2 separate regions of the Homo sapiens genome follow, and region 1 is linked to region 2. Evidence: read pairs that join two places in POLR2A ChIA-PET (ENCODE). Cell type or tissue: Caco-2. All regions are shown on one strand. Region 1 has its middle 23 kb from the start of PHF21A. Region 2 overlaps PHF21A (PHD finger protein 21A).

Region 1 (5,000 bases), 130 kb after region 2:
GCTGGAGTGCAGTGGTGCATTCATTGCTCACTGAAGCCTCCATCTCCTGGGCTTGAGTGATCCTCCCGCCTCAGCCTCCCAAGTTGCTGGGATTACAAAGCACACACGACCATGCCTGGCTAATTTTTCTTTTTTCTTTTTGTAGGGATGGAGTCTTGCTGTGTTGCTCAGGCTGGTCTTGAACTCCTGGCCTCAAGTGATCCTCCCACCTTGGCCTCTCAAAGTGCTAAGATTACAGGCATGAGCCACTCTCCCTGGACGATGTTATTTATCTTTAACATTTAAACTTAAAAACTGATGTTTGACTTAGTTACTGGAAAACGTTTAAGTATTTTGGAACAATGTAGGTATGTGAATCTGCTTTTCAACTGTAAATTTACTTTATAAAACCTAAGTCTTCAGAGATAAGTATTTCTGATGAAAATTTAGTGTCTGAATTGAGATATGCTGTAAGTATAAAATACACAGGGGTCGGAGCCGCCGGGGCGCGGGCAGCCCGGGGTGTCCACCCCCTCCTCCTGTCCTGGATGGTTAGGACGTGCTTCCCCACCTGGACCTCCTCCCACCCGCTTCACCGCCCCCGCCGGTGCTCCTGCCTTGTGAAGACGAGGCTCCTGCTCCAATGGGGGCCTCACTTATTGCGGACTTAGAGCAGCTGCACCTGCCCCCGTCCCCACCCCCACCACAGGCCCCTGCGGAGAGACCTTCAGTCCAGCCTGGGCCGGATCCCCTCTGGCCCGTGGAAAAAGAGCTGCCGCCTCCCCCAGCAGAGCCTGTTGAGAGAGAGGCGTCCACAGACATCCGTGCCTTCTGCCATAAGACTGTGTCCCCCCAGGAGCTGGCTGTGGAGGCCATGAAGAGGCAGTACCATGTCCAGTTCTTCACGTGCCGTACCTGCCGCCGCCAGCTGGCTGGGCAGAGCTTCTATCAGAAGGATATGCGACCCCTCTGCGAACCCTGCTGCCAGGACACGCTGCAGAAGTGCAGCAAGTGTGGCGAGGTGGTCCGGGACCACATCATCAGGGCCCCGGGCCAGGCCTTCCACCCCGCCTGCTTCACGTGTGTGACCTGCGCCCGGTGCAGCGGGGATGAGAGCTTTGCCCCGGGCAGCCAGAAGGAGGTGTACTGCCTGGACGACTTCTACAGGAAATTTGCCCCCGTCTGCAGCATCTGTGAGAATCCCATCATTCCTCGGGATGGGAAAGATGCCTTCAAAATCGAGTGCACTGGAAGAAACTTCCATGAAAATTGCTACAGGTATGAGGACTGCAGGATCCTCCTGTCTATTGAGCCCACGGACCAAGGCTGCTACCCGCTCAACAACCATCTCTTCTGCAAGGCGTGCCACCTGAAGCAGAGTGCTGCGGGGTGCTGCTGAGAGTGCCCGCCGGGTGTCAGGCAGTGAGCGGACTACTAGTCCCGGCTGGGGCCCTTTCCTGACTTGGTTTCCCTTCCTGACCTGCTCTTGCACACTTTCCTTCTGAGCCTCCATGGGGACCAGCCTGCAAGTCGGCCCAGCCTTTCCAGGACACAGTGGGGCTGAGCGCCGTCAGAACTTCCACTCCTCCTTTACCCTCTGGGCACCAGAAGGTTCCTGGACCATGAGCGTCGCCCCCAGAATTCCTTGCTGGCCCCACCCCACTTCCAGGGGAAAGCTGGGGGGAGTCTGCCGGGGACAATTGGACCCCTAGTGCTGACTGTAGCTGTCTGGTCGGGGTGCTGAGACCAGCATGGCTTTGCACGGTTGAGCTGTTTGAGGAAAAACTCCAAAGTCCCTTAAAAAGTGCTTTTTAGGCTGAACACAGTGGCTCAAGCCTGTAATCCCAGCACTTTGGGAGGCCGAGGTGGGTGGATCACTTGAGGTCAGGAGTTTAAGACCAGCCTGGCCAACACGGTGAAACCCCGTTTCTACTAAAAATACAAAAATTAGTCAGACGTGGTGGCACATGCTTGTAGTCCCAGCTACTTGGGAGGCTGAGGCAGGAGAATTGCTTGAATGTGGGAGGCAAAGGTTGCAGTGAGCTGAGCTTGCACAACTGCATTCCAGCCTGGGCGACAGAGTGAGACTCCATCTCAAAAATTAAAAAAAAGTGCTTTTGAAAATGTTGAAGTTGGCTGGGCGCGGTGGCTAATGCCTATAATCCCAGCACTTTGGGAGGCCGAGGCGGGTGGATCACCTGAGGTCAGGAGTTCGAGACCAGCCTGGCCAACATGGTGAAACTCTGTCTCTACTAAAAATACAAAAAATTAGCCAGTCATGGTGGCAGCTGCCTGTAATCCCAGCTACTAGGGAGGCTGAGGCAGGAGAATGGCTTGAACCCAGGAAGCAGAGGTTGCAGTGAGCCAAGATCGTGCCACTGCACTCCAGCTTGGGCAATAAGAGTGAAACTCCATCTCAAAATTAAAAAAAAAAAAAAGAAAAAGAAAAAGAAAAGAAAATGTTAAGGTTGAAATGATGGGAATCAACATTCTTTGGATTTAGGGGAGGCAGTGTAATAGCAAACACCTCCCCTTGGTTTGCACACGTACAAGAATGGGACCCATTGGGGGCACAGCCCTGGACTTCCTCACTCTGGAATGTGTGGTGCTAAAGTGGGGCTGGGGCCCAGGCCTAGGAGGAGAGGGTGGTCCACAGATACCCCGGGATGTTAGCAGCCCCCAATCTGCCTTCTGGCACCTCCTCCCGGGTGCTGTAGTGAGTCAGCAGGCATGGGGTGAGAGCCTGTTGCATGCTGGGCACAGGGCCGAGTGTGCCTCCTGCAGCCTTGACAGGGGCCATGCACCACCCCACCCCCAAACACACACAAGCACTTCTCCAGGACGGTTCCAGGACAGATGTCCCTTCAGTCCCCTAGTTATGACCCCAAGACCCACTCGGGCCCTGTAGCCCAGCCCGTCTTGTAACCGCTGCCTCCTCAATGCCACATCTAGAAGATTCTTCTTCCCTTTGAAAGAGAATCATCATCATTGCTTCATCACTTCTAAGACATTTTGCAGAGCATGGACAAGTTAAACAGAATGTGCTTTCCTCCCTGGGGTCTTGCTGTACCACAGGCTCCTGGGAGAACGTCACAGGGGCCGTGCACTGGGCAAGCTTCTCTGTAGAACTCCAGGGGCTTCAGTCCAGAGCACAGCATCTCACCCTAAGCCTGGAGAAGTGAGCCCTGAACTTCTGCATTCACAGACCACCTCCACAATTTTTATCATAACCAAAGGCCTCCTGTTCTGTTATTTCACTTAAATCAACGTGCTATTTTGTTTTCACTCACTTCTGACTTTAGCCTTGTGCTGAACTGTGTATCCACACAGTCATGTTCACGTGGCAGTTATGGTTGTCTTCTTACACATGAAAATAAATGCATAACTGTTTAAATACACACACACACACACACACACACACACACACACACACACACACATATATATATGTACAAGCCAGGCGCTGTGGCTCACGCCTGTAATCCAAGCACTCTGGGAGGCTGAGGGGGGCAGATCACCTGAGGTCAGGAGTCTGAGACCAGCCTGGCCAACATAGTGAAACCCTGTCTCTACTAAAATTAGCTGGGCATAGTGGTGGGCACCTGTAATCCCAGCTACTCGGGAGGCTGAGGAGAGTTTAATCTCTTAAACCCGGGAAGCGGAGGTTGCAGTGAGCTGAGATTGCACCATTGCTCTCCAGCCTGGGCAACAAGAGTGAAACGCCATCTCAAACAAACAAAAAAAAACACCAAACCCTGCCCCCCCACAAAAAAAATACTCAAGTTTGAAGACTTAGTGTGAAAGAAGAATATAAAACACCCCAATAAGAATTTTTATATTGATTACATGTTGAAATGTTAAATTTTTGAAATATTGGATTAAATAAAATACATTATGAAAATTAATTTAATTTTTTTTACTTTTTAAAACATGACTACTAAAGGATTTTAAATTATATATGAGGCTTATGTTATATTTCCGTTGGACACCACTGCTCTAGATTTTTAAATAATAGCATTTATCTGATTCTTAACATTTGCTGGAACTACACTTGTTTTTTATAACTGCATACTGTCTCATCAAATGGATATACTAAGTGTGTCTGACTGATCTGTATTTTTTACTTACTTAATTTTTTTTTTTTTTGAGACTGAATCTCACTCTGTTGCCCAGGCTGGAACACAGTGGCATGGTCCTAGCTCACTGCCGCCTTGACCTCCTGGATTCAAGTGATCCTCCCACCTTGGCCTCCCAAAGTGCTGAGATTATAGGCATGAGCCACCACACCTGGCCCAATCTGATATTTGTGAATATTTAAGTTTTTTCATCCTTTCTTTCTTTTGGTAAATAATTTTGTGTTTAACAAGTTTGTGGCTGTATCTTCGTACAGGGGAGTGACATAATCAGATTTGCTTTCTGAAAATCATTTTGGCTATATTGTAGAGAACATGCTGGCTAAGGGCAAGCATGGATTCAGGGAAACCAGTTAGGATGCCCTTGCAGAAGTTCTGGGGAGATGGGATCAGTGGAGATGGAAAGAAAGGGATACTCTCCTGAGACACTTAGGACATAGAGTCCATAGGACTTGGAATGGATTGGATACTGGAGTCATGGGGAGGGAGTCCAGGATGACTCCCAAGATTCTCATTGAGCAACCAGAGGTTGGCAAGACAATCACTGAATTGAGAACCCTAAAAAAGGAGTAGTTTGGGGGAATAAACTCCTGAGTTCAGTTTTGGAATGCTCTTGAGATATCCAAGTAGAGATGTGGAATAGCCAGGTGTACAGCAAGAGGAGAGACAAGGATAGAGATAAAATTTGGGAGTCATTGGTGTACAGACAATATTTAAAGCCTCAATGGTCCAGGCAAGGTGGCTCACGCCTGTAATCCCAGCACTTTGGGAGGCCGAGGTGGAAGGATCACCTGAGGTTGGAAGTTCGAGACCAGCCTGACCAACATGGAGAAACCCCATCTCTACTAAAAATATAAAATTAGCTGGGCGCATGCCTGTAATCCCAGC
Region 2 (5,000 bases):
CTGCAAAGGATATTATGTTGTTCTTTTTTATGGCTGTGTAATATTCCAGTGTATATGCACCACATTTTCTTTATCCAATCCACTGTTGATGGACACCTAGGTTGATTCCATGTCTTTGCTACTGTGAATAGTGTGGCAATGAACATACAAGTGCAAGTGTACTTTTTGGTAGACTGAGGTATTTTCCTTTGGGTATATATCCAGTAATGGGATTGCTGGGTCAAATGGTAGTTTTACTTTTATTCTTTCATTAATCTCCAAATGGCCGAGGCTGAACTAATTTACATTCCCACCAACAGTATATGTGTTCCCTTTTTTCCATAGCCTCTCCAACATCTGTTATTTTTGACTTTTTAATAATAGTTATTCTGGGGCCGGGCGCGGTGGCTCACGCCTGTAATCCCAGCACTTTGGGAGGCCGAGGCGGGCGGATCACGAGGTCAGGAGATCGAGACCATCCCGGCTAAAACGGTGAAACCCCGTCTCTACTAAAAATACAAAAAATTAGCTGGGCGTAGTGGCGGGCGCCTGTAGTCCCAGCTACTCGGGAGGCTGAGGCAGGAGAATGGCGTGAACCCGGGAGGCGGAGCTTGCAGTGAGCCGAGATCCCGCCACTGCACTCCAGCCTGGGCGACAGAGCGAGACTCCGTCTCAAAAAAAAAAAAAAATAAAAATAAAAAAATAAAAAAAAATAAAAAAATAAAAAATAGTTATTCTGACTGGTGTAAAGTGGTATCACTGTGCTTTTGATTTGCATTTCTTTGATGATTAGCAATGTTGAGCATTTTTTCATGTTTGTTGACTGCTTGTATGTCTCCCTTCAAAAGTGTCTGTTCATGTTGTTTGCCCACTTTTTAATGGGGTTATTTATTTTGTTGTTGTTGTTGATTTAAGTTCCTTACAGATTCTGGATATTAATCTTTTGTTGGCTACATAGACTGCAAATATTTTCTCCCATTCTGTAGGTTGTCTGTTTGCTCTGATAGTTTCTTTTGCTATGCAGAAGCTCTTTAGTTTAATTAGGTCCCAAATGTCAATTTTTGTTTTTGTTACAATTACTTTTGAGGACTTAGCCATAAATTCTTTGCCTAGGCCAATTTCCAGAAAAGTATTTCCAAGGTTTTCTTCTAGGATTCTTATAGTTTGAGATTTTAAAAATTTATTTCTTCAATAATAAATTAACCTTAGCTTAGTGTAATTTTTTTGCTTTATAAAGTTTAATTTTTAAACTTTTTGACTCTTTGTAATAACAGCTTAAAACACATTGTACAGTTGTATAAAAATACTTTTTTTATCCTTATGTTTTAAGTTTTCTATTTTTAAATATTTAAATTTTTTGTAACTTTTTAAGCATTTTAATTAAAAACAAAGACACAAACACACACATTAGCCTAGGCCTACACAGGGTCACAATCATCAATATTACTGTCTTTTACCTCTATACCTTATCCCACTGGAAGGTCTTCACAGACAACAACATCCATGGAGCTGTCATCTTCTATGGTAACAATGCCTTCGTCTGAAATACCTCCTGAAGGACCTGCCCGAGGCTATTGCTGTTTTACAGTCATCTATCTATCTATCTATCTATCTATCTATCTATCTATCTATGCAGAAGGAGTATATTTTAAAGTAGTGATAAAAAGTAAACACATAAACTGATAACACAGTCATTTATTATTATCAAATATGTACTGTACATAATTGTATGTGCTATAGTTTTATATGACTGGCAGCACAGTAGGTTTGTTTACACCAGCATCACCACAAACATGAGTAATGTATTACGCTACCAAGTAGTTATGATGGCTACTAAGCAACAGAAAATTTTTAGCTCCACTATAATCTTATGGGACCACCATCATATATGTGGTCTGTTGTTGACCTAAATGTCTTTGTGTGACTGTAGATCCTTTTGCTAGTAGAACAATCTTTCTCAAAAAGGGATATCACCATGTCATTTCATGACTCAAAATTTCCCAGAGTCTTCTCCCTAAACTCTTAGGTAAGGCATTTAAGGCCCTTAACAACTATACTTCGCCTCCCATTATATCCATTCCTTCAACCACTCTGAATTATCTGCTATTTCCAGAACTCAAAATGCTTTTTCCTGCCTCTGTACCTTTGCCTTTGCTTAAATTATTCCCTCTCTCATGCAACACCTTTCCTACCTGTCCAAACCTTACCCATTCTAGAAGACCTAGATCAAACACCATTTCTTACATAAACCCTTCCCTAATCCCCTACTCAGGATTAATATCTCCCTTCTCTATATTCAAAGAGCACCCGTGTACAACTTTAAAATGGCACATGACATAATCTATTTTACACTGCAATTTGTAGCTTATGTTTTTCTCCTCTACTATACTGCCAGCACCTTAAGAACATGGGGAGACTAGGTCTTGCTGATTTTATAGCCCACTACCTGGAGCTTGGCAGCCCTCAGAAATGTTTGGTAAACTGAACTGAATCATTACATGATTCTATCATCTAGAATGCAGACCTATAGCACTTAAAAATTAAACAGACACGACCTCAACCAATGATCAAAATTTGTATCAGCAATTCTGGGGCAAATCAACATGATGTGCCCTGATGTGATGAAGTCACAAGGTAGTGTTCTTACTAAAAATGTTTAACCTGGATTTTTTTTTTTTTAATTGAGATGGAGTCTCACTCTGTCACCCAGGCTGGAGTGCAGTGGCGTGATTTTGGCTCACTGAAACCTCTGCCTCCCAGGTTCCAGCGATTCTCCTGCCTCAGCCTCCTGAGTTGCTGGGATTACAGGCATGTGCCACCACACCCAGCTAATTTTTGTATTTTTAGCAGAGACGGGGTTTCTCCACATTGGTCAGTCTGGTCTCAAACTCCCGACCTCAGGTGATCCGCTCGCCTCAGCCTCCCAGAGTGCTGGGATTACAGGCGTGAGCCACCACGCCCGGCCTACATCTATTAATTTTTAACAGGCATATTTGCTATCTTCTCATAGTTCTAGCAAAGGAAAAAATCAGATTTGTTTTTTTAGCACTCAGAACGACTAAAGAAGTAGGAGATACTAAAGTATATTGAAAGCTAACAAGACTGTAAACTACTCTTTGCAAATACTAGTTGGATGTGTTCTTTTCTTGCTTTGGGTGTGTGGACTGATAACACTCTGTCTCCCTGTGGTGGTAGGAAGCTATTTGTAAGCTGAAACTCCTGACAAGGAAGAGCTCCATATTTATAAGTTACAGTTCAGGATTTGCCCTTAAGGGGGAAAAAAAAAAAACACCTCCCTCATCTCCTCAAAAAAACCAAACTGGAAAAGAAGTCATTATCTTTACTCACTATAATATTTTCTTCCAAATTTCTACAAAATTAACAAAGATTACATAAATCAAATGCAAATGATTTTGTCCCTAAAAACTGTTCTTGATAAATATGTAGACTGATAGGAAAAACTAATCTTTCCCCTAGAAATAAACCAAGGTTCCACAGAAAAGGCTATCAAACAGCAAAGCACAGTGTAAATAGCCACCCAAATTGCTCTTATTACTTTGCCTTTTCAACTCTGTAATCTCAATTGGAACACAAAATGAAAATTTATTATTTTGGTTAAATTCATTACTCTAACTAGCTGTAGGGGTTAAAAAATGTGTCCTAGGCCGGGCGCGGTGGCTCACGCCTGTAATCCCAGCACTTTGGGAGGCCGAGGCGGGCGGATCACGAGGTCAGGAGATCGAGACCATCCCGGCTAAAACGGTGAAACCCCGTCTCTACTAAAAATACAAAAAATTAGCCGGGCGTAGTGGCGGGCGCCTGTAGTCCCAGCTACTTGGGAGGCTGAGGCAGGAGAATGGCGTGAACCCGGGAGGCGGAGCTTGCAGTGAGCTGAGATTGCGCCACTGCACTCCAGCCTGGGCGACAGAGCGAGACTCCGTCTCAAAAAAAAAAAAAAAAAAATGTGTCCTATGCTTCAAAAGCTTTCTTATAAAAGCATCAAAATGTACCTCCCCAGAATGCCCAATGATCTGTTAGCTGCGCATCATGAAGGTCTGGGCTCAAGCTCAGCACCATTTTCAGGAGAATGTACAGTATAGTATTAACACTTAGCCTCTGGTGTATTTGGCCAGTTGGGAAAAATCTATAGGGGAAAAAGAAAAGAATCTCCTTAAAACTGAAAGAAATTTGTCTAAAGACTTCATCTCTCATCAATTCAGAGAAAACAGCTATCCTGAAATAGCCGTCTGTGCATAATTTATGTGTCCATTTAAATGCCTTTTAAATCCCACTAACCTATTTGACTCAATTTCATATGGAAGAGATTCCATACAGGTACATATGTCACATGACTTGGCAAAAGATAATTTGGTAAACATGAACAAAATCCTGATATGGACAACACATTTTTTTTTTTAAATTCAAGAAAACAGAGATAGCAATTGATAGTTGTAGAAAAAATGATGATGCTGTACCAAGAATAACTGTAGGTAGGAGCAGATGGTGATAACTCACTTAATGGCACTGCTTACTGCATACCATGACACGCTCTCACAGATGCACATCACCAATTTCTAAAATAACATCTCAGAGTAATGCAATCCAATGCAAGACTTTTTATGACAAAATCAATGTATCATACCGTAAGCAGCAAGAACACACACATCATGTAAGAAGCTAAAACTGTGTTTAAAGACAAACTCATTTGGTCAAAATAAGGCAAGAAAAAGAAAGGGGGAAGAAAATAAGCCTTTCTCATTCTGGAAGCCTAATCTAATTTTTTTTTTTTTTTAATTTGGAGCCTTTGAAACTCACAGACTCCATTTGCAAACTTTTGTGGCTGTTAATTTCTCAGTTATTGGTTTTTCGCTTTATCTTCTCTAAAGAGGAAAAGAAGAAACTGCTTTTTAATTCTTTCTAGAAGATAGGGGAAAAGAATGTCGCTTTTAATGGTACTTTTTGATTAGCTTGGGATCTGAGTTCCAAATAAAGTCACATCAAAATTAAGTATCATGTCAAAT

Evidence for each region. ChIA-PET counts read pairs that join two places held together with the same protein. Peaks named below come from ENCODE experiments on the same cell type or tissue, not always from the same donor. Only the 100,000 strongest peaks of a DNase experiment are listed, where the experiment ranks them.
Region 1: POLR2A ChIA-PET joins it to region 2 with 6 read pairs; 3 of 35 experiments call an interaction of 5 or more read pairs at or near these places.

What each region holds. Positions count from the first base shown.
Region 1 is chr11:46,142,217-46,147,216 of GRCh38, forward strand. It overlaps the pseudogene FBLIM1P2. Among named protein-coding and RNA genes, the nearest start is that of PHF21A, 23 kb to the left of the region's middle. RefSeq lists an enhancer at 992-1,651. In Caco-2, no CTCF peak of the experiment used is centred here; a DNase peak (open chromatin) is centred at 2,045.
Region 2 is chr11:46,014,327-46,019,326 of GRCh38, forward strand. All of the region lies in intron 6 of PHF21A (PHD finger protein 21A), which reads right to left. Among named protein-coding and RNA genes, the nearest start is that of LARGE2, 94 kb to the left of the region's middle. In Caco-2, no CTCF peak of the experiment used is centred here; no DNase peak of the experiment used is centred here.